Linked DNA regions of Mus musculus: region 2 is linked to region 1. A link is a loop called in an ENCODE intact Hi-C map of the cell type or tissue named here. Cell type or tissue: left cerebral cortex. All regions are shown on one strand. Each heading gives the region's core, and the rest is flanking DNA. Links, peaks and the distances in the headings are about the cores only.

Evidence for each region. Hi-C counts contacts between places; a loop is a spot of excess contacts. Peaks named below come from ENCODE experiments on the same cell type or tissue, not always from the same donor. Only the 100,000 strongest peaks of a DNase experiment are listed, where the experiment ranks them.
Region 2: a loop joins it to region 1, with 5 times the contacts of the local background. A loop is called at or near these places in 7 of 42 quality-filtered maps.

The regions. Positions count from the first base shown.
Region 1 is chr12:44,098,315-44,113,871 of GRCm38, reverse strand. No RefSeq gene overlaps it. Among named protein-coding and RNA genes, the nearest start is that of Dnajb9, 100 kb to the left of the region's middle. In left cerebral cortex, for the core only: a CTCF peak has its summit at 8,617 (motif pointing right); DNase peaks (open chromatin) are centred at 8,625 and 10,027; H3K27ac peaks cover 275 bases.
Region 2 is chr12:43,817,897-43,833,453 of GRCm38, reverse strand. All of the region lies in intron 1 of Gm33384 (a long non-coding RNA gene), which reads left to right. Among named protein-coding and RNA genes, the nearest start is that of Gm33384, 26 kb to the left of the region's middle. In left cerebral cortex, for the core only: a CTCF peak has its summit at 10,120; DNase peaks (open chromatin) are centred at 5,591, 6,043, 6,819, 10,085 and 1 more place; H3K27ac peaks cover 4,538 bases.

The DNA.
Region 1 (15,557 bases), core at 3,724-11,723:
TCGGTACCACTAAAACTCTTTGAGATTAGGAACGATCATTTTGAGATAGAGCAAGACTGTTTTGGTTTTTTTTTTTTCTTTATATGTTTGTCTTCATGAGTGCCAGGATAGAGGGGGTGTACAGTTTGACTTAACCATGAAAGAGCTTTGTCAGGATTGTGCCCAGGTACAGAAGTCAAAGCAGACAACATTATGGAAAAGAGAGATGATGGCATTTAGATTTTAAAGCATATATGAAGGTGGCATATGAATATGATGAGAGGATTAGCTAACGATATTGGTTGGGAATGGGATAGCAGAATACTGCTAGAAGGACAAGAGAAGCTATTGGGAGGTGATGTTTAGTATTCTCTCTGTGTAGAAACTTCTGGTGAGGGTATCTGGATTTGGTAGATTTAAAGAATATCAGAACACATGAATGAGCTCAAGTGTGTTGGAGGGAATGTTCAAGTGGAAAATGAAATCCTGAAGTCTGATGAGAAGAAAGGAATGGGAGTAACAGTGACCCAGGAATGCAGGTAACTGTGCAGTGGATGGACAGCCTGAAGACATGAAAGGAAACCGTATCCTTTTGGAGATGAAGGTCATATTGAGGTAAGTGGATTTTTCTGATTCTAGGGCACATTGGGAGTGTTTCAGGATTTGAAGTGAAACAGAACTACATGATAAGTAACCTGGGGAAGAAGGCCTGATGGTTTGAATATTTGGCCCAGGCAGTGGTGCTATTAGGAGATGTGGCCCTTTTGGAGTAGTGTGTCATGATGGGGATGGGCTTTGACACCTTCCCCCTAGCTGCCCCAGAGACAGTCTTTCCTGACTACAGTTGGATCAAGATGCAGAACTCTTAGCTCCTCCAGTACCATGTCTGCCTGTACACTGCCATGCTTCCTGCCATGATGATAGTGGATGTAACCTCAGAACCTAAATGTTGTTCTTTATAGGAGTCACCTTTGTCATGGTGTTTCTTCTCAGCAATGGAAACCCTAAGTAAGACAGAAGTCATAGATGGGGATGTGGGGACAGCAGAGTCTTTTGAGAAAATCAGCCAATCTGGAACGAGAAAGCAAGTGGGTCCAAGGGTCAAGACAGTGACACAGTGAGAGTTGGAAGAGTGAATGTTGAGCATGGGATTTAATTTATAGCACATAAATTTGGGAGCCCTATTTATGTCAATGACAGTATGGACATGTTTTTGGTGCTTGAAAGATCTCAGACCAGGGCATTAAGATGCTGTGGCGCTGGTACCTTATTTCAGAATCACCTGTCATGAGCAGGTGACTCTGCCATCTTCTTTCCAAGTGTTTAGGCCATGAGAGACTTTGGCACCATGACTTTCCCGAAAGCAACAGATGAGTAGCCAAGCGATAATAATCACATCAAAAGCAAGACATTAAAAAGGAAATGACGCTGGGCAGTGGTGGCACATGCCTGTAATCCTAGCACTTGGGAGGCAAAGGCAGGCGGATTTCTGAGTTCGAGGCCCGCCTGGTCTACAGAGTGAGTTCCAGGATATCCAGAAACCCTGTCTCGAAAAACCAAAAAAAAAAAAAAAAGAAAAAAAAAAAAAAAAAAGAAATGGCAAGAACATGAACAAACGACAGTTGCAGAACCAGCACGTTTTACCTGTTAACATTTTTATTTCTTTAGTTTGTAAGTATTACATTGAGCAGAACTCTGTTCCTTGTCTCAAAGAACATTCAGACAGCATAATATGTTCCCAAACTATTTAAGATGAAAAGAATAAATCAGGGCTGGGTACCCTCTTCCCTCTGCCCTGATCACATTGCAGAAATGAATTTTCTTATAAATGGGCCAGTTTCACAGGGGAAGAATTCAATCAAATTGCCCAGCCTTACACTTAAAAGATTTTGCCTCAAGTTTGCACAAGATTCTGAAGACTAGAACCCTTGAAGCACATGAATTTACATACTTCCTAGTGCAAATATCTCTTTCTCTTAAATTGAAGCCCAGTCATAGCAAGTGAGATCACTTTGGTGGTTTCAACAAGAAAATTTTGTGTGACAACTGGGACAGAAACACAATTTATTTTTATAAAGTACATTTTCATAGTGACTTCACTTACCATGGCTAATTTCATGACAGAATTTAACTTTTGCAGACTTAATTTATATTGTTTAAGTGTTACATCTGAGTACTTTCCTTAATTGGTGTGTAGAAAGTGACTGACAGGCATGGCTATGCAGTCAGCTCTGACTGTAGAAAATTTCTCTCACCTTCTATAATATTGTTATACATAAGGGCAGTCAGGAAATAGTATAAGCTCTCTTGGGAGTTCTAATTCTAGAAAACCCAATCAATGAAAAGCTTATAAGCACGTGGCTCCTTGGTGCTTGTGGTCATCAAAGATGGGAGACAAAAGTAATTGAATTATGAGAGGTTGAGGATCCACTATGTTACATTTAAAAATGGATGTGCTTCAGACCATATGGAGCCTAGAAGGAAGGAAGGCCAGGGTGTAGATGCTTCAGTCTTTCATTGAGGGGACATCAGGACAATTGTGGGATGTGGAGGGAGAGGGGCACTGGGGATGGTGAAAGTTGGAGGAGGAAATAAGGGTGGCAGTATCAGGAACTGGGGATGTGAGAGAGGGGCACAGAGGGTCGGGAAAACCCACAAAAATATGCAGCAGGGGGGATGAGAAACTGGGAATAGCCACTGGAGGTCACAGACACCAGGGAAATGTGAGGCTCCCAGGACCCAATGGGGATGACTTTAGCCAAAATGCATAGAGAAGGGGGAGATAGAACCTGTTGAGACCACCTCCAGTAGATAGGCAAAGTCCCTGGTCGAGAGATGGGGCCACCCACCCATCTCAAAGTTTTTAACCCTGAAATGTTCCTGTCAGAAGGAAGAACAGGGACAAAAAATGAAACAGAGACTGAAGGAAGGACCAACTGGGGACTACCAGAGATGGGGATCCATCATGTCTGCAGACACCAAACTCAATACTGTTGTTGTGGTCAAGAGGTGCTTGCTTACAGGAACCTAGTGTGATGGTTTCTTGGGAATTCTGGCCAGCAACTGACCAGTGCAGATGTGGGTGCTTGGAGATAACCATCAGACTGAGTTCAGGGAATCTGGAGGGGGAGCTGGCAGGACTGGAGGAATGGAGGGAGATTGCAACCCCATTGGAAGAACATCATAGGTTGGCCTGACCACCCAGTTCTCCCAGAGTCTAGACCACCACCAAGGATTGTACCTGGAGAGATCCATAGCTCCAGCTACATATGTAGCAGAGGATCGTCTGGCCAGACAGCAACAGGAGGGGAGGCCCTTGGTTTCGTGGAGGTTTGATGCCCCAGAGTAGGGGTATGCTGGAGCAGTGGGGCAGGAGCGTGTGGGTGGATGGGGAAGCAAAGGGGAGGGGGGAGGGCAGATGTGGGATGTGGGGTAACCAGGAAGTGGGATATCATTTGAGATGTAAATGAATGGAATTATTAATAATAATAAGTAAAAATAAAACCCTTGGAACAAAAGGTTGATAGTTAAAAATTGCTACATAGGTAATCTTAAATTGCTACTGTATGTATGTAACTAGGATTCAGCTCTTGTTTCGAAAAAGTAGATCTGCTATAGCGTATAGCATACTGTATATATAACTTGGAATCAATTCTTTTTTTCATATTTTCATATTTATTTATTTATTTAGGTGTTTTCCTCGTTTACATTTCCAATGCTATCCCAAAAGTCCCCCATACCCTCCCCCCCACTCCCCTACCCACCCACTCCCTCTTTTTGGCCCTGGCGTTCCCTTGTACTGGGGCATATAAAGTTTGCAAGTCCATAGGGCCTCTCTTTCCAGTGATGGCTGACTAGGCCATCTTTTGATACATATGCAGCTAAAGACAAGAGTTCCGGGGTACTGGTTAGTTCATATTGTTGTTCCACCTATAGGGTTGCAGTTCCCTTTAGCTCCTTGGGTACTTTCTCTAGCTCCTCCATTGGGGGCCCTGTGACCCATTCAATAGCTGACTGTGAGCATCCACTTCTGTGTTTGCTAGGCCCCGGCATAGTCTCACAAGAGACAGCTATATCTGGGCCCTTTCAGCAAAATCTTGCTAGTGTATGCAATGGTGTCAGCGTTTGGAAGCTGATTATGGGATGGATCCCTGGATATGGCAATCACTAGATAGTCCATCCTTTCGTCACAGCTCCAAATTTTGTCTCTGTAACTCCTTCCATGGGTGTTTCATTTCCATTTCTAAGGGGCAAAGTGTCCACACTTTGCTCTTCGTTCTTCTTGAGTTTCATGCGTTTAGCAAATTGTATCTTATATCTTGGGTATCCTAAGTTTCTGGGCTAATATCCACTTATCAGTGAGTACATATTGTGAGTGTTCCTTTGTGATTGGGTTACCTCACTCAGGATGATGCCCTCCAGGTCCATCCATTTGCCTAGGAATTTTATAAATTCATTCTTTTTAATAGCTGAGTAGTACTCCATTGTGTAGATGTACCACATTTTCTGTATCCATTCCTCTGTTGAGGGGCATCTGGGTTCTTTCCAGCTTCTGGCTATTATAAATACGGCTGCTATGAACATAGTGGAGCATGTGTCCTTCTTATCGGTTGGGGCATCTTCTGGATATATGCCCAGGAGTGGTATTGCTGGATCCTCCGGTAGTACTATGTCCAATTTTCTGAGGAATCGCCAGAATGATTTCCAGAGTGGTTGTACAAGCTTGCAATCCCACCAACAAGGGAGGAGTGTTCCTCTTTCTCCACATCCTCGCCAGCTTCTGCTGTCACCTGAATTTTTGATCTTAGCCATTCTGACTGGTGTGAGGTGGAATCTCAGGGTTGTTTTGATTTGCATTTCCCTGATGATTAAGGATGTTGAACATTTTTTCAGGTGCTTCTCTGCCATTCGGTATTCCTTCAGGTGAGAATTCTTTGTTCAGCTCTGAGCCCCATTTTTTAATGGGGGGATTCAATTCTTGTTTGGGAAAATAGACTTAAAAACAATAAGATGAGGTATAACTAAAAGAAAAAAATTGATGTTCTTTAATCAAAAATGTCCCATATTGTAGACTAGAGACTGTAGACCCCTTAGCTGCTTACTAAGATTTTTATATCTTGTAAATATAAATTAGAGACAAAACAGATCAGAGCAATCTGCCTGCAAGGATGGACATACAATGTGATTTGTTCAGGGCTGGCTGTCCTGGAACTCACTTTGTAAATCAGGATGGTCTTGACCTCATAGAGACCCACCTGCCTTTGCCTCCTGAGTGCTAGATTAAAGGCTTGCACCACCAAATCAGACAACTGCAGGATTACATGATATAACTTTGGCTCACATGTTTATAAGTTATAATGGAGAATTTACACATTAACATTTTTTAACAAATTAAAATGTATCATATGCAATAATTTGCATGGTTTCCCCTTTTGTGTTTTATTAAATAAATAATTAAAAAAAAGCACCACAAAATCTGAATTTCTAACTTAGTCATTTGTAGTGTGATAACAGCCAAAAGGGATGTGTAGCTAGGGCAGTGTTTAATTTTCTCCATTTTGGCAAAAGCTATGTATATACTTTTGGTCAATATTAGATAGAACAATATCAGAAATTTAATCAGTCATTTGTTTTTTAAATTTCTTCTAAAATATCACTTCAAACTGCCAAGAAAAAAAAGCTGGGTTAAATAAAGAAAAGTGGCTTTATTAGTTTTCTTTTGGTGCTGTTACAAGTTGTCACATACTTTGTGGCATTGTACAACGAAACTTATAGTTCTGAATGTCAGAGGCCATCCCAGGTCTCACTGGTGTCAGCAGCTCCAGGCCTGAACCAGCTTTGATGTCTCTCTGGTTTATCAGAGGGCTTATCTTCCTCCATTTAAAAACTAGCAACATTTGGGCTAGTCTAAGCAATCTCTTGTTTCCTTTCTGCTCCTCTGTTTCACTTAGAAACCCCTTGTAGCTCATGAGAATAATCTAGGGTCTTCTCCTAAGGCATAAGGTAAGACCAAGTAGTATTACCTCCTACTTCTTGTGCTGTCATCCAACTTCTGCACGAGTTCCACAAGTTAGCACTTGGCCATCTTTCCAGAGCCCTGAGAGTTTTGTGGACTGGTGTTGGGTCTCAACAATCCAGAGAAAGACACAAACCACAACCAAGGTGCCTCTAAACAACTCTTGCTTCACACCTAGGCAATCTAGCTTTTGACTTAGTAAATGTTACTAACATTTTATTCTTTCACAACCATGTTTATTATTTTTCTCATGCTTGTATGCTAATATTTATCTATTCACTTTCAAAACTTAGTCTTCTAAAATATGGATGGACTGGGAACAAAGGAACCATTAGTATATGGTAGATATCTTATTACAAATTGGTTCAAAGATATTAGATTGTAGGACCTTAGGAATAAACTCACAAGAGAACTAAGGACTTTGGATGATAATGTTATGTCAATTATAAGTTTATTAGTTGTAAATACACATCTATGATGGGGGATATTGATAGTGGGTAGCTGCAAATACATATGGAGAGGGGACATACAGCTAGCTTATCTCTATTCTCAATTTTGCTTTAATATAAATCATTACAAAAGTAAACTCCTTTTTAATAGTAAATTTTGGAATTTATTCGTTGAGACTTTTAAAGATGTATGAATGTATTTTGATTATATTGACCCTTTGCTTTCCCCTCCAACTCTTTGCAGACACACCCACCACATCACCTTCATGTCTTTATTTTTAACTCACTGAGTCCAATTAGTGCTTTCATTATGTGCATGCGCTTAGGGTCATCCATACTCTGAGCACCGAGCAAACTATTAGGAGTCATATTCCTGGGGAAAATTTACTTTCTTTTCTCAGCAGCCATAAAGTACCAACAGTTTTTCTGCTGGGGCAGGGCTTCATTAGCCCATTATACATCCATGCTGGGATTTCGACTCGTTTGATCCTGTGATGGTCTCATGAAATTATAGCTTCTGTGAGTTCATGTGTGCAAGGCACTGTCATGCTTGGGAAACACTGTTTTCCAGCAGTCCATTCTGGAGGCTTTTACAGTAAATCTTTTAACAAAGAACAGCAAGCATAAAGGATCAAGGCAGATTACAAGAACTTCCTCTAGAGCCAGTGGGAAGAATATGTATAGGGCAGAGGAAAAAGTATCTCAGGATGGGCTGAGATCCAGAACCAGAAGACAGGGCACACAGGTGGTAAGCTGACTGGGAACATAGATGAGAAAGGAGGGAACCAGTCTAGTAAGGAAATGTTAATGGCACTGAGGATTGAAGGGGTAGCTATAATGGTGCTCCGTGTGGGATCTAGATAGCTAGCAGCTGAACATTGTAGCTGAGAGAAGAGCCCATTATCATTGAATTCTTCTGTCTGTTGGTGGTGTGTCCAGGCTGGTGCCTTTGGATTCACAAAAGATGGTCAGTGCCAACCAGAAGGTCATGCTTGCTTTTGCTTTCTTAAATCAAGGAGTCTGACAAGACTGGAGCGGCTCACAAGCTGGAAGAGATGTAAGTTGAGAGTGGTAGAGGTAGGCAGAACAGAGAAAAGTGATATCCAGGGACAGGTATTTCCATAACAAAGAAGAGCTGTCAGCAGAGTCCATGTTCAGTGTAAAATGTAGGTGTGATATCATTTCCAGGCAAAGGCATGGCTGATAAGGTCAAACACTGCAGCAAGGTCACAGGAGGTGAAGTATAGTGATGAGGCTGGCCTTATGGAGGCTTCCCAACTGTACAAGTCTATGATATGACTTGTCATGTACATGCTGGGCTCTGTTTCCTATTTGCCTACTGGGTCTTCCCTGATGTGTAGTTTCATTTCACCCTTCATGAGGTTTTTTCTTAGGCTCTCTCCTGGTATAAATAGTTATTAGTATGACAGTGTTGATGGGGAAGACAAAGGAGGTCTGAACAGAATTGAAGGTGAAGGGAAAGAAGTTAGGGGATCTTAGAGCTGAGAAAGTGGGCCAATGAGTCTTTTCTATAACTAGAGAAGGAAAGGAAAGTTAGGCATAGATATTGCAAAATACTGAGGTCAAAACACAAAGAGCTAGGAGTGTATCTATCTGGAGGCATTTCTCTGCGAGGAGTGATAGAATAGGATGCCTATAGTGAGTGAACTTTTGTGTAAGGAGAAGAAAATATCATTTTGGTAGCCACAGAAATGAAACAGACTTTACAGGGGCAATGCCATTCTGGATGTAAGCATTTGGAACTCACTGTTGTTGATGGTCAGGTCTGCCTCTGTAGCCATCTTTGTCTGGGGCAATTTCTCACACCAGAGCAACTAACATGATAATCAGGATGTTTGGGCTTCTCTTTTAACTTGTAAATTTTTACAGGAACCAAGTCTGCATGTTCCAGTGCCTGGTCTACGTGCTCTTCATATTAACATGGTAAATATTGGCTGTATGGTCACAGTTGCTGGGAGCCACTTCCTTCTGGATGAGAAGCACATATGTTGCCAGAGTGTGTATTCTGGTATTCAGTAAGTATGAGTATACAGTAGAATATGCTATCAATGACCAAGACTTAAAGTGTTGAAATACAATCTGGCGATAAAATGAGGGCATACAATTGGAGAGGACTCTCCTGGGTTGAATTATCCTGAAAATCCACAAGAGGGAGACATGTTGCCATCAAAATAGGAAGTGGAGCTATGAGTTGAGATAGCCACTACTAACTTTTCTGAGCATGATGCTTTTGTTTCCCCAGTGGAAAATGAAAAAAGTGTAGGGATTGTAAAACTCGCTTTCAGTCTTCTTTTGAGGTGGGGGACCAGATTTGGGGATGCTTGATAATTTACTTCTGGAATATACATGAAGCATTCAGTTTTATAGCTAGTTATCAGCTTCAATGAGCATACTCAAAGGATTCAATGGTTTTGTTTGATTCGTTTGGTTGGCTTGTGGCTTTCTCTAGGATGGGTGGTAAAATTGGCTTGTTTCTGTTTCCCCTTCCCCTGTCTTGGCCATAGCAGTACAGTTAGTGCTGGTGTGACTGGGGGAAGGATCCTGGTTACAAGTGCCTCTGGAAGTCTCACTGTGTCTCTTGGGCCAGTTGAACCAGCAGAAAAAGCCATTTGACCTGGAATGGCTCACATCCACCAAGAGTTCCAAACGAATTGCTCAGAAATGGACAGGGAGAACCATGCTTAGCCACATGTGCTTTAAAATTGCTACTTATTAGCTGGCTTCCTCTTCTCTACGTGGTGAGTGGGACCAGACGCTCTTCATAGTTTCACCAGAACCATTTTCAGTATTTTTACTGGCTCACTAACAAGTTTTATTTGGCTTTCTTTTGTTGCTGTTGTTTGTTTGCTTTTGTTTGTTTTCTGTCTCCACGGGCTTTGAGTGATATTATTTAATGGTTGCTTGTCTGTTTTACATTCCTGACAACCTCTCATTTGTAAAGCTGTTTCTTCCCTTGGTATTCCCATTCTCAATATTCTTCAGCAGTGTTGATTCAGTTGTCTGTTATTGCCATCTCTATGCTTCAGGGCCATCCTCCCTCATGCAGTCTGTACTCAGGGAGAGGTTTTACTGAGTGGCTGTTCGTGACCTCAGGAACAGTGCTCTTAGTCTCACAAACTGATAAACAAGGAGAGTGATTCTGCATTGGATACATGTGAAGAAGAGAAGAGTTTATGTATGTAAAGGGCTGGAAACAGGGCCTGCACAGGAAACTCTTTCAGGTATTAACAATTACTAATACAGCTGGCCTTATGTATCCACAGACCCCACTCTAATTCAGCAGATTACAGATGAAAGTTGTTGTTTTTGTTTTTTAATGGTCTGTTCTGAACATGTACATTTTTACTTTCCTTCCTGTCTGGGTTTCTTAGACAGTACAGCCGTGATTCACACAGCTTTTACATTGTATAAGAAGCTATAAGTTATCCAATGATAACTTAACCTATGTGGGAGCATGTGTATGGGCCACCTGGCAACATCCTGTGCCATGTTGCATACGGGACTTGGACATTTTCAGATTTTAGAGTCTCTGGAGGTCCCGGACACTCCTTGTAGATACTAAGGGAGGGTGTGGTATTATTAATCTCTTCTACCACAGGCATCCTTTGTAGAAGCTCATCTATACTGAGGGCTTTACCTTCCCACTTCACAGAGTTTCTGAGCTCTGGGCACATTTCCTAGGTTATTTTAGATATATGAACACGGGCTTCTCACAGGCAATTCAGCTTCACCATGTTCAAAATTGAACTTCTGATCTATTACATTTCTCTTCCTATAAGGCTACTATTTTTTTTTCTTTCCTGCTCCTTCTTGTAGCAAGTAGTAGCCTGTCTTGTCTAGTAGGCAAAGCCAAGAGGAGGTGAATTTTCCTTGCCTCCAGTCTCTCACCTTCTGTTTATTTGGTTATCAGATTATACCCATGTGCCTTGAATTCCCTTTATCCACACTCAAGATTTTAAAAAGCCAACAGACACTGTGCTCACCTTCTTGCCTCTATTTGTATTGACTTTTTCTTCCCAATCATGACCAGATTTATCCTTAACAAACGAAAATCTGATCCCATATCTCTTAAGAACAAAAATATCACATAACCTTCAAGGTTCTGTGTGGCTTGACACATGGATCTTTAATGATCTGCTCTCTGTTTTCCTCTTTACTAGTTCATTGCTTCTCTCTGCCCCTCACAGCATGATGGGCTATCTTCAATGTATATGAAACTGAAATAGAGTAGTGTATAAATCCCCCGTATTTAATTCACATCCTGGCACATAGTAGGTGCTAAATACAGTTAAGATAATACAAATAAAGGCCTGGACCCTGATGAATGGGAGTTCTCTCTGGCACACAGACTGTAAAACTGTCCTCAACGTGTTGATTGGAATCAGCATGTTTCACAACATAATTAAAATGTGAGAAATGTTTCTAGCACATCAGTAACATAGACACTTTTAAATAATGTCTGAGGAAATGCAAGCTCAAACTTACAAATAGCCTTTTACACAAACAACACTCAGAGGTGCATTTTCTCCTTAATGCATGTACATAACTTCCATTAGCGTTCTATGCCTCAGTGTTTAGCTTTTATTTTTATGTCTGTTATATAAATCTGACTCTTGACACTTTAATGGAAAGATCTTAGTTCGTAATGACATCATATCAAATTTGAAGTAGAGGTGGTTGGATTGCTTAGAAAACTCCCATCTGAGAATGTTCCTCTGTAATTCTGAAGAAAGTTTTTCTCAAAGCTCTGACAATCTGTTTAACACGGGGTCCTCTCTATGCCAAAGGTCCTGATGCTGTCTTTATCCCTCTACATGGCTCTTGAATGAGACTTTATAGCCAGGTGAAGGGAATTGGCTTGGAGAAATCCAATCCCACTTAGTAGCTGAAGGGCCCTACTGAAGAAAATTTTTGGAAGCCATTTTGTCTTCTGTGGAAAGCTGCTGAGGTGGGCCTGGAGATATGGCTAAGTGGGTGAGGGCTTACTGTGCAAGCAAGAGGACCCAAGTTTGAATTCTCAGCCCTCATGTAGAAGCCTGGCATGAATGGGCATGCCTATTTCCCCAGCGTTGGAGAGCAGAGATAGGCAGCTTCCCAGAGCGAACTGGCTAGTCAGTCTAAAAATAAAATAAAATAGATTGAGCTTCAGAGTCAGTGGAGGACCAAAAGGGTTCTAATGCTCTTCCCTGGCTTCCACATGAATATACACCTGTACATGCACCACCTATACACACCCATACTCATACACAACACACACACACACACACACACACACACACACACACACACACACACACGAGTCCAAACACACACAGATACACAGAGACACATGTATGACAAAGGAGCTGAGGTGCTTTATGGATCGGAATAAGAAGGAACAGGTATAGAAATGACAGCAGTTCAGTGTTTATTTGTGGGTGTGCATGTGTGTGTGTAAATGCATGTGTATAGATGTGTAAGAGAGGACAGAACTTGATATAGAGTGTCATTTTCCATCACTCTCCAATCCAGAGTCTCTCACTGAATCTGGAGGTCACCTATCTGTCTAGGGTGGCTGACCAGCAAGTCCTAGAGAGGCTGTCTATGTTTCCCCAATGCAAGATTGCACATGTGTGAAACTGTCTGCTGTTGTGTGGGTGCTGGGAATTAGAATGCATATTCTCATTCTTATGAAACAAATATTTTACTAACACAACCACCCCCTAGTCTCCCTCCTGGGCTTTCTTATGTGGTCCTGGAATCATAAAAAGTTGGGTATAACCATAGGTCTTTGGTTTTTTTCCTCACTTCTTTTTTTCTTTCTTCTTTCTGTCTTTTTTTTTTTTTTTTTTTTTTAGATTTCTATGACAGGAGGCTGGCTCTTGCTATAAGTGGAAATCTGAAACCCAGCATCTTCCTAGCTTATCTTTATTCCTCTCCCAGCACATTTGCTTTTAGTACGGCAATGATGAATTAATGCATGCCTTTGACCTTCATGCTGAATTGTCCCCCTGAATTTTTATTCTTCTAATTTATTCACTGGATTATATAGAAACTGAATATTTTAATTCCAGAATGATATTATTTCTCTAAGTGTAAAGTGCAATGGATCTCCCTGGGATCATAGGGTATTCAGCTGAATCTGTTGGGGAGGAGGAAGCTGAATCTCAGGACTGAAATTACCCACTCAAGACAGATTTAGTTTCAGAGGCGTAATGGGTCACACAGACGCTCCTTCCAATTTAAAATTCCCATGTTTTCTTCCTTTCTATTTTTCTCTCCCCTTTTCTACTTTCTTTCTATTTAATGGGAAAAATTTACAATGTAGAAGACACAGTTATAAACTGAAAATATTCTTCTATAATTTCATGTATATATAATGGAGTATGATCATATCCTCATCCTCTTATCTTCTCTTATTCCATTCTACGAAACTGCTTCTTCCCAACTTCCATGTGTTTCCTTTATGTGTGTGTGTGTGTGTGTGTGTGTGTGTGTGTATGTGTGTTATTTTCCTTATTTACATAGGTTGCTTCTACACGTATTCATGAGGGTTATTTACTTGAGCAAGAACACTTACCAATAGTTACACCACTAGCAAATATGACTCTCCTCTCCCACAACCATTAACTGTCTACTGCTCCTCGATGAGTGGTGATGTCTTGTGAGCCCTTTCTCCTTGATGGAATGTTGATGGGCACAGTCTTGTGCAGGTTCTGTTGCCACTGAAGCCATAAGTTCATGGACACAATAGTCATGCCCACAATAGAGTTTTACAGTAATCCTTTTTATTCTCCATCTCTAATAGTCTTCTCTCCACCTCTTCTACAATGATCCCTGAATCTCAGAGGAAGTGATAGAGAAGAACACTCAACACTCACATTTAGTATTTTTGTTTCTATATTAACCATTGCCCCAGAAAACATAAACATCTCTAGTTAAGGCTGAAAGCAGGGCTAATGTATATGTATAAACATAAATATCCAGAAGGCAATTAGGCACCACATCTATTTAGCAAAACAAGAATCACAGGCTCCTCCTAAGTCCTACGACCTCCCAGTCATGGATTTTAACCAGTTTGCAGTATCAGACATGAGTCCTTCCTGAGGAGTGGGTCTGAAATCCAGTCAAAATGTGGTGGGTTATCCTCGTAATAGTCATGCCACTATTGCTTTAGTGAGCACATTTTGACTGACAGCTTGGAGTTATAGCTTGCAAGGTTTGTGTTTGAATTTGATTATTGATGACTTTTTTCTCCTAGTCTTGCACAGTCCCATCTGGTACTATGAAAGGTATCCAGCAGGAAGGAAGCTTATAGTTCAGCTCTAGCTTGATTTTGCTATGTCCTGAAACCAAAGTATAGGATTTCTTTAGCAATAGGGTCTTTTCACATTTTCATAGGTAACTACAAGCAATGACAATCTTCTTTATTGTTTGGGGGAGCCTCCAGTGTCTCCCTGACCAACTCATAAGGAGGTATTCTACACCTCACACTGAATTTTTGTTTAATAGCACATGGCTTCTGGGGATCCATTGCCTACCTATGCAGAGTACTTCTCTTTAAACTCCTTTTAAAGATATGTTTTAAAATGGCTTAAAAAATAGCTGCCACATGGCTTTGTCATATAGCCTTTGATTTTTTTGATTTCTACCACAAGATCTGACCTGATCCCCACATATGCCTTTACACTCCTTGTATTCTTTCTTTCTACTTTCATATCACATGTATTCTACTAGCCTCTCTCTCTCTCTTAACCCATTCATAGCACCTTTCTAGGCTCCTGGCCTTTTTATAAGCACTACAAATTAAATGCATATGTTGAAAAATCTGAAGCTAGAGTCTACATATCAGCAACAATATGTGGCAGTTGTTTCTCTGGGGCTATTCTGGCTGATTTCATTTCCTAGTATTGTAAAGAGAGCAACCATGAGTATGGATACGCAAGTATCTGGGAGGATATGAAGCCCTATGGAAATACACCAGGAATGTTATAGTTGGATGATGTAATGGTTCTGTTTTTATCTTTTGAGAAATCTGTACACTGATATCCATGGTGGCTGTGCCAATTTACATCCCACTAACTGTGAATAAAGGTTCCACATTCTCCACATCCTTGACAGTATTTGCCATTTGTTTTCTTCATGATAGTCACTCTTGTTAGGGTGAGATAGAATTTCAAAATAGTTTAAATTTGCATTTCCCTGATGTTGAAGACTTGCAAAAAATAGTTACTATTTGTATTTCTTCTTTTGAAAATTCTCTACTGACCTCCATAGCCCATTTTCATCAGATTGTTTGTTTCTCAATATTTATTTGTTTGAATTCTTTGTATATCCTAGATAGTAATCTTCAGATGTATAACTGGTGAAGATTTTCTTTGCTTTATCTGTTCTTTTGATTGATAATTGCCTTTGTGGTATAAAAACTTTTTAATTTCATTTGCTAGTGATTGATTTTGTTTTCCAAGCAATCAGTCTTATGCAGAATGTCTTTACCTGTGTTTACATACACATCAAGCACCTGTTACAGGGTACCTGTAGAAGTCAGAGGAAATCTTCCAGGAGTTGATTCTCTGCTTTCACCATGTGGGGGACTGAACTTAGCTGCAAGCCTTGAGAGCAGGGCCCTTTGTCTGAGAGGCCATACTGAATCTACCTTTCCATCTCTCAGGTTATTAATTTGACTCTCCTCTCTCTTGTGGTTTAGTTAAGGGTTTGTTGACTTTGTTTCTCTTTACAAAGGACTGAATCTTTGTTTTATTGTTTTTTTTGTTATGTTTGATTCTATGTTATTAATTTCTGTTCTGATTATTTACTTTTTTTTGGTTTGACTTGGTTGTTTTCTCCAAACCTAAGGGAACATAATTATTTATTCAAGACCTTTTGAATTTGTTAATGTGTTTTAGCTACAGACTTCCCTCTTAGGACTACTTTATTTTTTTTTCAATTTTTTATTAGATATTTTTTTCATTTACATTTCAAATGCTATCCCGAAAGTCCCCTATACCACCCACTCACACTTCTTGGCCCTGGCATTCCCCTGTACTGGGGCATATAAAGTTTTAGGACTACTTTCATTGCATCTAATAGATTTCATTATGTTGTATCTTCAT
Region 2 (15,557 bases), core at 3,468-11,467, 280 kb after region 1:
GAGATATTTCACCACAAACAGAAAAGTCTACAAGATATTGTCTCAAAATAATTTCAGGTGAGAATGCATGGATAAACCTGTATAATAGGTAGGGCTCTCTTGTTTATAGTGTGAATGAGAAATGAGCTCACTAGCATCGTGCTATAATGGATTCTTCCTAAAATTACAATTCATAATTTTCATAAAGAAAAATTTAATTTATTTACTCTAATCCCAAAAGAATTTGGAATTTGTTTGGGCTTGCAGAGGAACTGCTGATAAAGTAAATTTTAGAGGCTTTAAAGCCCAGAAAATAGATGGCAGAAGACTGAGAGATCTCAGTGTGATTTATAATGGGAGACAAAAGGTAGAGGAGAAATTAAAATTCTTCCAAGTTGTAGTGTATGATTTAAATAGAGTGCAATTTCCATGAACCAGAGTGGAAAATCAATATAACAAGGGTTGGAAACGTAAAGAAATGCTTACCCAGCATGTATGCCCTCCATTACCCTGACCCTTTCCCTTCTGAGTATGAAAAAGTGATGGGAGTCATAAAGGAACAGTGATTTCTCTCAGAAAAATGTTATGAGGATTAAGAGCTGCCTAATAGTTCAAACTAATAGACTACTGTACATAAGCATTCAATATCCCCAGACTTTGTAAATGAAAGAAAATTTAATATCTGCCTAAGGGACTTTTTTTAGTTAAATTTTAAATTTTGGAACATGTAGAATTCAATATGTATGGATTGAATAAAAGCTCAAGCCACTGCATTTGGGATGGAAGCAAGAAAACAAGAGCAATGTTTCAATGTCAGGGAGTCTTCCAGTTTATACTTCATCAAAGCTATACTGCATTTGGCCATGGTGCCACATGCATTTATTTCTAGGCATTGTGTTAGTGGAGACTTTTTTCTTTACCACGTTAAAGTATAAGGTTCAATGTACAGGTTTAAAGGATTAAAATCAAACTTGTGACTTGCTAAAGCAAGTATTTTCTTCTTTTGAATCACTAGCACTTATGTAACTATAGAATAATATCTTGAAACTTCTCATTATTGCATAAATAATCTTGCTAATAGAAGAGTTACCTTTAATTCTTCTTAAATTACACAAGGACTATTCTGAGAACACTTGGAAAGATTGTTTCCTGGAGTGCCTGACAGTTTTCTTCAGAACTACTGCTTTGTAGAGAAAGTAGTAATTGTTAGACCTTTCTGCATAAAGCATACAATTTCTCAAATGTACCCTGCATAGCTATATTTTAAGAAAGACTTCAATTTGGTTGCATAATTTCAGCATAATTTTGCTGTACCCGTGGTGTTGATAGCATTGAAAAATAACTTGGTAAGCTGTTTGTTCTCCCACTGCTAAGATTTCATCACCAACTGCTAGTTTGCTAGAGATTATAGCTGCTAAAATGCTCTCCTGATTAATGTGCTAATTAATTAATGCAGCTGCTAAATTGTGATCTTGATTAAAATACACCACACAGAGAATACTGGAAAACCTCCTCGAATTAGTCAATCATTCCAGGTACATCCCCACCCTAGCAAATGCTCAAAAGCAGAATAAGCAGACCTCTTGCTGCTCATTGAAACAAGTGGAAGATGTTAGTCAAATTCCCATTTCCTTGTTTTCATCCTAAAAAGGGCTTTTATGGTTAGACCTCCAATATAAAAACAGACCCAAGACAGTCTTGGGCTTTATGTTTTTCACTAGCAAATTGGTTTCCCCTAGCAATTGTATCCACTTTAGAACACAATAATGTCCATTATTCACACTGAGTTCAGACTCAGCCTAGTTAGCTTTATGGATGTATGGAACAACAAAAATTCCTTCCAAGTGACTTCAATTGTGGTTTTATTTTGCCAAGGTCCTGATTCTCAAGATAACCTTTTATCTAATAGACAGTGAGTAGTCACTGATTACATATAAGACATTAGTACCTGACAAATACAGAAGTGGATGCTCATAGCCATCCATTGGACTGAGCACAGGGTCCCCAATGAAGGAGCTAGAGAACGTACCAAGGGGCTGAAGGGGTTTTCAGCCCCATAGGAGGAACAACAATATGAACTAGCCAGTACCCCCAGAGTTCCCTGGGACTAAACCACCAATCAAAGAATACACATGGAGGGACCCATGGCTCCAGCTGCATATGTAGCAGAGGATGGCCTAGTCGGTCTTCAATGGAAAGAAAGGCTCTTGGTCATGTGAACGCTCTATGCCCTAGTGTAGGGCCATGCCAGGGCCAGGAAGCAGGAGTGGGTGGGTTGGTGAGCAGGAGGAAGGGGGAGGAGATAGGGGGTTTTCAGAGTGGAAACCAGGAAAGCTGATAATATTTGAAATGTAAATAAAGACAATATCTAATAAAAACGTTAAAAAAAGACACTATTGACAAAATGTAATATTTCATATTATCTTTAAAAGTTCATCTTATTATTTTTTGGAACAAATAAAGGATTTTCCATTACTAGGTAACACATGAATAAACACCAAATCAGTGGGATAGATACTAAGAACCTCAGAGATATGGAATGTGAATAAGAACATTTTTCTCCCTTTCTAAATGAAGAACTGTTGGAACAATGTAGAAACTTAGAATAAACAGAAAGATGGTAAGTAACTGAAAGGGGACATTGGAAGTTTAGACTTGTCAATAACATCCAGACCAAATTGACAAAACCCTAGAAGGAATCTGAGAGTGGGAGCCAATGTTGATAAGTTAACATGGAACTTCAAATGGTGGGCAAGAAACAGTTCAAGGAACCACTAATCCTTTTGAGAGAGAAAACACCTTAAAAGCACCAGTATGTTTAAAGTAACACACTGGGTTGGCGGAGACAACATGGCACAGAGGAGGAAAACTTAGATAAGCAAGCTTTTCTAGTAGTTCATGGATGCTGCTTGGGATATGGAAAACAGCCAATCCAATGTTTCAAGGTGGATCCAGAAGATATGTCAGTTTCTAACTGTTGTGACAAAACATCTGAGAAAAATAACTTTACAAAGGAAAGCTTTACCATACTAATGATTTTAATCCATTACTGGCTCTGCTATTACTGGCATGTGGTAAGGCTGAGAGCATCATGGTCTCTAGGCAAAGACACTTTATGCTGTCCAGAAAGAGAGACTGACCAAGGGAGAAGACTGGGAATGAGCCATGGTCACCACAGGTCTTCTCCCAGTGGCTTATTTCCTCAAACTAGGTCCCATCTGCTAACATTTGGATCTCTCTCAAGTGATGTCAGCACATCATGAATCTATGAACATATCTGTACATTTATTAGACCAGAACCCTTGTTACAAATTAAAACTACAATGTTTCCTATGGACAAACATGTTGAATGCTCTACTTTGAGGGCTGTAGAGCATTTAGGAGGTAGGGGCTTAGCTAGAGGAGTAGGTCACTATAGGAAAACCTTTGAAAAGTATGCATAGGTCCTTCTGTTCCGCTATCTCTTTTTTCCTCATCTTCCACAAATCTCCAAGCCATGGACTGAGGAATTTCTACCACTACACCTTTCCTCCAGGATGAACTAAAATCCATAGGAACATAAAAGTCAAAACAATCCTTTTCTGTCAGCAGTGCAAGATTCAGTAATACAACTTTCATTATTCCAAACATTTTCAGGAAGCCTTAAGTATATGAGCTGTATGCAGGACACAATGTTTCCAAACTATAATAGAGATATCACCAGAATTGACAAAGAAGACACCAGATAAAATTGAGATGCAGGCTATACAAACTCTTATTCTTTCATCTGGAGGCAACAAAGAATCATAGTTATTGTGTCATCTTGGGGGATTATACATAGATTCTGTAGAAAACTCTCAGAGAAGAATGGTCCCTTGAAATTCCCCCGTGAATCTTTAGGCAGCATGAGTTTCAGTTTCAGTCTCAGTGTGGGTTAAATCGTGTCTCCAAAAAGATATATTTAAATCCTATCCACTGGGCCTATGAGTGTGGCTTTTTTAGAAATAGGATTTTTGCAAAGGTCATGAAGTTTAGATCAATTCATTAGGAAGTAGTGAGAAACAGAAAAGTGCTAATGGGGTATGGTATAACAATTTCCTTCCATTGCAACATTCTCTCTTGGAGGTGTTCTCATGTAAATACATGTTTAAGGTAAAAAGAGTGTTAGGTTTAAGACTGTGAAGATGAGAACACCGAGGGTAGTAAGTAAGAGGACCTGCAGGTGGGTATGACGTAGCTCTACTGGCCAGAAGAAAAGGATGTACCTCTGGTTCAATACAGGCAGTATCTACAGACTGTGGCTGGTTCCAAGGAAGGACCCTAACACTATGCACAGTTGTCCTTTCACATATTTGTGTATCTAACAGAAATAAACAGAAATGAACTGTGGGCAAGGACATATTCTTAAAGTCCTTCTTATATTATGGACAAGAGATCATTCTGTAGAGAGTAAGGTAAACATGAGTAAGAAAAATGTGGCTCCATCTTAGAAACTGTGATAAGAATTAATTTCCTGTAGGTTTTAAGACAGGAGTCCATGGCAATATATAAGCTGGTTACATACAAGTAAGAAGAAAGAAATCATGATTTAATTAATGGGTACCAAACCCAGCCAAGGTCAGTGTCTGGCACAACAAACCAAGGTCAAAATGAAAATGAACAGTGGTGACCATAACTCAAGACCATTTCCCTGAGTGAGTGTCTCCCTGATTGGGAGACAGAAGCATAGAGCATGTGAGCCCCTTTGGCTTGATTTGTGTTCAGTTTTCTGTTACAAGGTTCATGAAAGCCCCAGGTCCAGCAGCTTGGTGGTATGCAGGGCTGTGAAAGGCAGCCTATTTTGGTTGAAAGAGGTTCGCTCCAGTGACCCAGTAGAAAACGCTACAAGGAATGGAAAAGCAAGCCATGTTCCCAGAGACAGAGCCCCCAACTCCATAATTCTGTGACTATAAGTCACACAGACAATGTCCCAAGCTTCTGGCATTATGGCTAGACTCCACCCCCACAGTTACCTGATAGCCCAGCCCTCTATAAAAGGGGCTGCTTGACCCCTCCTCACTCTCTTTAAGCTCTCACCTTTCTTACTCTCTAGCCCTTCTCTTTCCCTCCCTTCCCTCTCTCTCCACACGGCCATGGCCAGCCTTTCTTCCTCTTTCTATCTTCTCTCTTTCTCCCTGCCTTTCTATAGTAAAGCTCTAAAACCACAGACTGTCTCTGCTCATCAAGACCCACAGTGATTGAACAATGGGATAGGCTTTTCCCTAACAAGGCATGTCTAACCTCCCACTGGAAGGCCTTCCTGGGCTCCAGCCATGGACCGCACCAAGGACTCTCGACTGTGTGGGAACCACTCACTGCCCCTGCTCTCCCTGCCATCTCTGCCCTTCAGCCCTGGGGATGACCCAGCTGCCCCTCATTTGTTCTCAGCTCTTCTGTGGCAGCGTCCAGTGGTGGCTGGGATGCCCAAGACTGAGAACCTGTTGCCTAGGACTGCCCCTTGTTCACCCCCGGCTGAGAAGGGGCCCAGTGCCTTCCCACAGCCAGACACCCACCAGGAGCTGCATGGAAAGCCTGCGGCTGTCCTCCCAGATCCGCCCACCCAGAGCACCTGAACTCTGGTGGGATGAAGGGTTTTTTCCCACTCTTTCTTTCCCCCACACCCACTGCCAAACAGTGGTATTTCCTGTTTTGGACTCCTTCCACTCTGGGGAGTCTTTACTTTTCTTAATAGTTTCCTCATTCTTTTGTCTGCATCTTTTTTCCTCACTATTGTGAGCCAACAAACTGCATTGACTTGGGGCAGCTTTGGTGACTGTTGACGTTCCTGTTCCTGTACTTTAGCCCCCAGAGTTAAGCTCCCCCGAGCCAGGAGAGACTCTTGCTCTCAAAGATCTAAATCAGTGGGAGGAGGGAAATAAGGAAACACATCTTTCTCAGCAATCTCTTGACAGTTATAATCACAAGGCTCCTCAGCAAGGTTATATAAACAGTTTTGGGGGAAGAGAAGCTTCCACTGAGCTGCTGGCAAGTTATGCAGGGAGCTACAAGGGATGTAGCCTTCATGAGTCATCGCCCATGCTGGAGTGGGCATTTCAGGGCTGCAGCTGCTTTTGACTCATCTGTTCTCATTATAAATAACCTTCATCTATACACTTGTAACTAACCACAATAAATGCTGGTTCACCAAGTTAGACTTGAATAGAATCATTTCTTCCATCTGTTGTTGGTACCCTATCTGAGGTAAAGCTACATCTGTTTCTTTCCCTAGGAAAAGTCACACAGCATAGAGCTAGAGATTGGAGTCACACATGCATATGATAAAGGATGCTAAAGATTTCCAGCAAATTCTAGAAGTAGAGAGAGCCAAGAAAGAATTTTCACGTTTCAGAGAGAGCATTATCCTGTAAATACTCGATCTTGGACGTCTAGACTCTAGAACTGTGAAACAATATATATTTATTTTAAGTCACATAATTTGTGATTTACTGTTTCAATTGCTCTGGGAAACTAACACACCTAAATACTGGTATTAACAAATTTATTATGCATTTTATAATGAGCTTTTATTATGTGGCAAAGGCTAATAAGTACTGTAAGCCATTTGCATGCATTATCTCAATTTTCAAAGCAACACTATGTGATACGTATCTTTTCATAGACATGCACATATGTGTACATATGTATGTATCTACATAAATATTTATGCTTTTGTATGAGAACAGTTAAAAGACTGGCTAAAGTTATAGTCTGCTTCGGAATACTTCTGAGTTTGTATGTACACTGCAGTAAGTACTAAAATGTAAAATGAAGTCACTGCCCTCTATAAACTATTAGTCTATATAACACAAACTCTGACTCAGCAGAACATGCATCAGCCAGCCAGCCAGCTTCTATCTGTCTTTTTGCCTTGCATCCTGTTATTTTAATGTTATTTTAATACCAGACTTGGGTCTGGCACTTGATTTGATAACATTGTATGTACTAATGCTATCCTTTTTATATTGATAAAACTTATTTTTCTTGACCTACTTTTTAGGATATCTGGAAAAAATACTAAAGCATGGTAAAATGCTCAATATATGAGAGTACCTATGTATGACTATGAGCCTTTCTTTGATTTTGGTGCATATTTAAACTAGGGATGAGTTCTATGGATACAGAAAACTAGGGTTTCTAAATAAAATTAGAAAGTACCATTGTTGTCCTTCTGGCTTACATGAAACCCTCTTTGTTGGATTTCAGTTCTATATTTATGATTTCTTTCTAATGGAAGGGTCAGTTCTTCATTCTGCTATTCTCCACCTGATCCAGGCCTGGCTGATCCAAGGACATGAACACAGGTGAAGCTATGTCTGTGTTTTGATTTGATTTTGATTTGATAAGCAGGATTTTCAAGGCTGAAGTTATTCAGAAGGGACCTATTTAGATTAGGAAGAAACTGTTACTGTACATTGCTACCTGCAAATTTGATCCTGGCTTTGCCCGAGTTTATGGCTGAGGTTTGGGTCAGAAAACTCTTAAATGTGATTTATCAGTAGGCCTATAAATATCTGTAGGGTCCTCACTAATTGAATCAGTACTCTCTGCTACTGAAAAGAGTGTAAGCACCATTTCCCAAGGGTACCCATGCCATTCACAGATTAATATAACAGGTTACTTCACAATTCAAAAGTATTTTCAAAAGTCAGTAGCTAATATATTTTTGATTTAAACTACAGTGTACTTTTCTGCGTATCATATCATACAGGTTGGACTTTGTTTATTATCCTCTGTGATGTGATTTTTGTCATTGGTTTATTTTAATGAAAAGTCGACTTCTAAGCATTATAAAGTCTATTCATTATAATCAGAGCTTCATGACATGGCAAGGTCAGAGCTCCATTTGAGTCTACAAAGAACTGCAACCAAGATACCATCGGCTATGTGGTAAAATACATTTGACTTTGTAGCTTTCCTACTTTCATTAATTGTTAGGGAAGGACAGCTGCTTTCTTGGAAAGGCCAGGACAAAGCTGCTTCCTTAGGAAGTCTAAATTCATTTTAGTAGATGCACATAAATTAAATAAGTACATTTTAGAAAATTAAGCATCCCATTGGCCATGTGTTTAATCATTTCATAATTTTGCATTTGTGTAAATCTTTCTTCTGTTTCATAGTACTTTTCTCATTTCATAAGCCTTCCAGAAATTGCGTACAATAAATAGGTCAAGGAAATAATTTTTATTACAGTGTGGAGAGGAAAGAAGTCTTAGAAATCTTTTGAATGACTTTTTCTAGGAAAATAACCTGGAGGTTCAATGTCTGGATTTGCATAATGGCTTTTAGGGAAAGGTCAAAGTCAAAACAAAGATGGCTCTTCTTGGCATAGAGAGAAAGGTTGGCTCCTTAAGATCATCCTCTTTTATCATATGTCTTCTACTGACTTATGGACCAGTGGGGAGTGGTGTTTAGGATAATTACAGGCAGAAGGGATCACACCCTTGTTAGCATGTTTATTAGTGAAGATAGTCCAGACTGTACTGTAATAATTACCATCCCAAATCTCATGTCTGGAATAACTGCTAAATGTTCTTCTCTAGTAGAATCTGAATAGGCATCATTTTCAACATCCTTTCTCATCCTCTAAATTCTTGCTGAAGGGACAACCTGTATCTGAATTATTGGCGGTTGTTTAGGGAGATGCATATATGCATCTCTTACAAAACTAATTAAATGTGACCGAATTAATTTCTGACCTCTTTATCTGAGAAAAGCAACCATGTAACTGAATTGTTACCAGAGAATATAGGATAAATTGACTGATTTAAGCAACAGAGGCTAGTTATTATGAATTCTAAAATCTACTACAACCTTAAAAATCTCAAGCTCTTTTTTATTATGTTTCAATAAAAAAAAACCTTTGAATACTGCCAAGATTGAATATTCTAAGATCATGCTTTATAAACATGCTTTTTTGTCTAATTCTGAAAAATCTGGGCGTTCAGAGCCTGTGATCCCATGGAACAGAAGGGACCCTACTGAGATGGGCTAGCATTCATTTTCTGCCAGAGAACAATTGTCAGTTAGTAAGCTGCACAGAAGAAGGGTCTGAAAATACAGTAGGCCAGTCACTGAGTCTGAACTGTTACTGAAGGCCTAGTGGACTGAGGTGCCCAAGTTAGGCATCTGAGAGAGTGGAAGCAGTTAAATTTTGAAAGCATGAAGCGATGGAGAGGGAGAAGCAACAAAAGCTTTAGAGTTCATGTTGGTTGTTTAGAGTGGGACGTTTTCTAAGTCTTTAATTGCAGAAAGAGACTTAATACCAGTAAGAGACCGTGAAAATATATCCAGATCTGAACTCCTAATAAAAGCAATAGAAACTGTTAGCAATAGAAAATAGTAAACTGTTGTAACTCCCTTGGAAGACCACTTGGCAGTGTCTCTGTGAGGTCTGTCTGAACAGCAATTTTATTTTATGCTCAGAAAAAATGTAGAAATATTTGCTAAAAGATAAAATGAAATAAAATAAAATGAAATCTTTACAATATCAATGATATATAGCTACTGATTTAGATTTTTAAGTTAATGAAAGACCCTTTCTTACATCTATGACATTGCAGGGGGGGGGGAGAATGGTTTTTTTAGAAGTAGAAATTCAATAAATTGTCAACATTAAAATATTTTACCAGATCTCACGTAACTATACAGACAAATTCTAGTTAAATGTAGAAGAAAACCAGTAAGGTTCCTAGGCGAAAAGTCACAAGAATACTTCATAATTTTAACAGCATGCAAGAAACACACCCCAGAGTAAGGGTGATAATTTGGACTATATTAAGTTTAAGAATAAAAATACAAGGCCCAGAATCAGAGCATCTATTTCCAGTACATTTTTTTTTATTCATAGCATTGAGAATATACAAAGATTTTCTGAGAACCAGTGAGGGAACGAATGAAACCATGTAGAAAACACTAAGAAAACATGTGAGGAAACATTGCCTAAAGAAAACATCCGAGTAATCATAAACTTTCAGAGTGCTTCTGTCATGTTAGTGAAATATAAAAATCAAGAACTAAACAAGACAGCAGCGCACACCCACCAGCCTAGCGCAGAGATTCTCGAGGAAACTCAGAGAGCTCCTGATGGAGTGTAAACTGTTGCAACTCCTTGGAAGACCACTTGGCAGTGTCTCTGTGAGGTCTGTCTGAACAGCAATTTTATTTTATGCTCAGAAAAAAATGTAGACGTATTTGCCAAAAGATGTATTTAAGAATATCTGTGGCAACATTATGCATTATAATTCCCAGTTTGAAACAACTCAAACGCCTATCAAGAGAAGCATGGGTTTCAAATGTGGCCTGTTGATACCACCCACCAAGGAGAACAAGTAAGCTCTGCTGAATTCAACACCGTGGACACATGGCATAAACCTAAACTGATGAAACGAAGTCCAGACACAAAAAGAATTCCTCCCATTTGATTCCATATGCATAAAGTGCTAAAAGAGCGGAGTTGATTAGTGGGGATGGAAACCAGCATGGGCTGTTGATATCTTTGAGGGAAGAAAGTGTGCTGGTTATTAGGTAGTGCAATGGAGGCCATACTTAGGGGTGCTTTTATTTCCATGGATTAGAACAAAACCAACTTGCCATTATTTTAAGCGTTAAGCGTCTATGTATTTGTCTCTCCATGTGAGTTCAGGCATCTCAGAGCCTGGATAGGGAATCAGATGCCCTGGAGCTGGAGGCACAGGTGGTTGTGAGATGCCCGTGTGCATGCTGGGAACTAGAGTTGATTACCTTATTTCTTGAACTGTGAATTGGTCACTGAGATGTGAAAATAATTTACTGTGTAGTGTATTTGTATGCATTTTACACAGATGAAGTCTTCAAATCAATGCTTTGATTAAAAAAATATCAAAAAGCATTTTAAAAGCCACTTGAGACCAATAAACACCCAGAGAATATGATTCTGAGTCTCTTCTTAATCTTATTGTTTCTTTTTCCGCCCTAAACAGAGGTTTCTAATTTCTATTTCCAAAAGTTTGACCAATTCAGATAATATATTATTTTTTTCCCCTTTGGATTAATGTGCCTTTGGATTCGGAAGCATCTAGATTCCTTCTGGATGTGTACTGAAAGAGAAAACTCAGACATCAAAGTGAAAAAGCAAACTTCATTTTAGTTTGCCAGTTTTTTGTTTTTTGTTTTTTGTTTTGTTTTTTTTTGAGACAGGGTTTCTCTGTATAGCCCTGGCTGTCCTGGAACTCACTTTGTAGACCAGGCTGGTCTCGAACTCAGAAATCCTCCTGCCTCTGCCTCCCAAGTGCTGGGATTAAAGGCATGCGCCACCATGCCCGGCTAGTTTGCCACTTTTAAAACAGTGACTGCATGTCAAAGTCTTGAAGCAAGAGTTTTGTTTTTTTTTTTTTTTTTTTTTTAATTTTTCAAGTCATACAGAAGACAGCTTTGAGTAAGTCTGGGACAAGGGAAGAGCATCAGAGTGCTCTGAAGGTTCCAGCACGGACAGCACAGACCTGTAAAGACAGTTTTTTGTTTTTTGTTTTTCTTTTTTCCTCTACATTTATTGTGCTAGCCAGAGTGGTTCTGTGGAAGAAATGCCCCATTACTATATGAGATGAAATCACAATCTAGCAGGGACACTGCTGTTCAGGTCACATGGCAACTGCTCTCCAGGAAGACAGAACCAGAAGGCAAAGGAGCCACTGAGCCAGGGATGAGTGAGCCCTAAGAGCAGATAGAGTGGAAGATCTCTTCTTCATCACACAATTGTGGATATGGCTGCCATTTCTGCCTTTGTTATATCTTCAGCCTCTTCTAAATGTTTGGGAAAACGAAAGTATGCCTTGGGTTGTATCTCTCTTTCGATAGAAAAGAAATAGGAAAACCAGGTTTTCTGTTTGGGAACATGGCTAAGGTGGTCAGGAATCCAGGTTTACCTGTCTGATTCACTATCAAAAGTGTGTAAGATTGGCTTAAGTAACAGTTACCCTAAGCTAACCTTATTTAGTGTAGACTGGTGCAGAAGGCACAATGGCTGAGCACTCTGCTGAAACAAAGAGGGAACGAGCTGTATTTTCATGCTGCAGTAGGAGTATGAAGGATTTTTTTTACTTAGTTTATGCATTTCAATGTTCTCTGACATATAATTACTGCATGACCAAGACTATATACATACGGACACATACACCCAGGACTATGAATATATACATATATATTGACATTTGTTCAGAAGGAAGCTGTGCATATATCAAATCCATGTAAGGTTCATAACATGAAGGATATTTTAAAGTATAAAGACAGAAAATCTATAAAAATTGAATAGCAAGCTGGAACAGGAGGCTCCCAGAAGCCCAATGTTATTGCATTAATTTATGAAACTCCACTTATTTGTATATCTGTTAACTTGTTTGATCCAATAAGCAATTTGAGTTACACCTCAATGGACAGATCTTTCAAAAATATTGAATACTCTTAGATGAGATTTTCCTAGTATTGCATGAATTTGCTTTATTTACTTATTGATTTTTTTCGATTTTTTTCCATCAGAAATGTGTTGACTCTATACAGAAACCAAATTGTTTGAGACCATGAAGTGTATTCTCCCTCAAACTTTTATTCTCCCCTAATTCCTCACTGACCACAGCAGAGTTCTGCATTTGGCTCTTGCATTTGATAAAGCTACTGAGTACCAGTACCACTCACTTGCGGTACTATGGAAAATCACTCAGGGTGTGCATGTCCTTCGGTCTTGAGAGCACAATGCTGCCTGTTGCCATGCAGAAGGAACAGCAGCATCACTGGCTGACAACTGTGGTTTGGCTCCACTTAAAATTAACTGTTTTTAATTCTTTTTCCTCTGATCTGACTGGGCAACTTGATCATGAAGAAATTTTATGTTCGAGAAGTTAGGAAGCTTTATTAGAACGAAAGTCCCATGTGTTTTACCCTGATGCGGATGGGAAAAAACCCTCACTGCATAACAGGCACACACATGCACTAATGCACATAGGCTCACAATGTCTGCTTATGAAAACACAGGTGAAAGGTTTTCCTTGGATGCATGATTCTCGGTGCTTCTGGAACTCCTATGGTCTCTGCTTGAAGGCATAGCGCATATATCGAAGCGATGCAAATGACAGCTGGAGCTTATTTCACGTGTTAAAACAATCATCATGCTACAAAGGAAAGGAAGGAGCAGCTGTAATCTCAGACATTTAAGCTCTCCCAACGCTTCTCCCAGCTTGATCTCTCTGCTCCCTCTGTGCCAGAGCAGAGATGTCGCTTCACCATGCAGGTGCAGTGCATTTTCTATGCCCTTCCAGAGAATTCTTGGCAATCGTTGAGACAGGCTACCTATGTCCACCTTGCTACATCTTTAGAAGAAATTACTCTTGTTTAACAAGTATTTCCCTGTTTCAGGGGTAAAATGTGTATCTTCCTGTTCACAGAAACATTTGAGAAACCTGTGAATCTTACTTTATGAGTTCCTGTTTATGTTTTTGTGTTCATTTACAAATGGGGCTGGATATGGCTCCTACAGGTTCTCTCTCCCCTTTGTTGGGCATTTCAGTTAACGTCATCCCTGTTTGGTCATGGGAGCCTCTGGGTTTCCTGGCACCTGGGACTTTCTGGTGGCTACCCTCAGTTCTCCATCCCCCATTGCTCCACACTTCTGTTCAATTTCCTACATATGCAACTGGAGCCATGGGTCCCTACATGTGTTTTCTTTGGTCGGTGATTTGGTCCCTAGGAGCTCAGGGGGTCTGGTTGTTTGATATTGTTGTTCTTTCAATGGGGTTGCAAACCCCTCTACCTCCTTTAATCTTCAGTCCTTCCCCTAACTTCTCCATTGGAATTCTCATGCTCTGTCCGATGTTTGGCTGCATACATCCACATCTGTATTTGTCAGGATCTGGCAAAGCATCTCAGGGAACAACTCTATCAGGCTCCTGTCAGTAAGCACTTCTTGGCATCAGCAATAGTGTCTGGGTTTGGGTGGGGGAGCACCTTCATAGAAGCAGGGGGGGGGCAGGAAGGGGGAAGGGGGTGGGGGTTTGTAAAGGGGAAACTGGGAAGGGGGATACCATTTGGAACATATATAAATAAAATAACCAATAAAAAAAGATAAAAATGGAGCTGAGTGTCATTTAGACCTAACTATTCTTTTATTTATTCTCACTGTCCCTCTTTACTTCCGTGTCTTCCCTCCTTCCCTTCCTTCTTTTCCTAAGGTGAGAGCATTTCATTGGATAGACTATTTCAAAATAAAATTTGATGAGCCTTCTTACAGTGTGAAAAGATTTTCTGTTGACTTTGCTTTATACTTTTGAGTGCTTGTGTCTTTGTGTGTCTGTGACTGTTGTTTGTATGTTGTGAGTGTTGTTTTTATGCTTGTGTGCTAGTGCAAGTGCACATGTGCAGGGGCTCAGGAAGGATGGGGATTGTCCTGCTCTCTCACTGTCCTGCTTATTTCCTTTTTAAAAACTTTTTTATTTTATATTTTTATATTTTTATTAGATATTTTCTTTATATACACTTCAAATGGTATCCCGAAAGTTCTCTATACCCTCCCTCCGCCCTGTTCCCCTACCCACTCACTCCCACTTCTTGGCCCTGGCATTCCCCTGTACTGAGGCATAGAAAGTTTGCAATACCCAGGAGCCTCTCTTCCCAATGATGGCCAACTAGGCCATCTTCTGCTACATATGCAGCTAGAGACACGAGCTCTGGGGGATACTGGTTAGTTCATATTGTTGTTCTACCTATAGGGTTGCAGTCCCATTTAGCTCTTTGGGTTCTTTCTCTAGCTTCTCCATTGGGGGCCCTGTGTTCCATCCTATAGATGACTGAGAATATCCACTTCTGTATTTGCCAGGCACTGGCATAGCCTCACAAAAGACAGCTATATCAGGGTCTTTTCCTTCTATATTTTTAATCTGAGAGAATTGTGGGGTCCTGTCTGGTTGCCAGAAACAGTGATTCTGGATACTCTTTACTCTGTCCCCTCCAATAGCAATACCATGTCTAGCCATGGTGCAATATCACAGTTAGGAAGTTGACATTAGTCCAATTTATGAGCCTCTTTGAGCTCATTGGGTTGTGATTATTCAGCATAATAAATGATATGTCCTGTGAGGAAGAACACTTTTACTGTACTCTAAGGCATTCATAAGGAAGTACTCTGGGGTCAGTTTAGTGGCAGAGTCTGGGCTTGGATCACTCAAGTCTTGGAACTCCTCCTATGATACCTGTGTTCCAACTCATGGTTCTGTGAGGACCACTTGAGCCATGCTTCTTCTGGTTCTCTGCATACCCAAATACCAGTGTGGCTGTGGGAAGGAGGCTGCTACATGGCAGATCTCCCACAGGCATAGGTGGAGCCTGGAATCTGCATCCTAAAGCATGCCTGGATGGCATTGATATTGCTGACCCACAATAACTGGAGCGCAAGTTTCAGATACATGTTGAAAAGTCTTATTTCCTGTGCATTTACCCCACAGCTCTGGGGGCTCTAGTAGAACTTAGGAATCTACTTTTATCTAATTCCTTTGGCAATTTTGGGAATTAACTACTTTTACTAAATATTGGGTATCTTT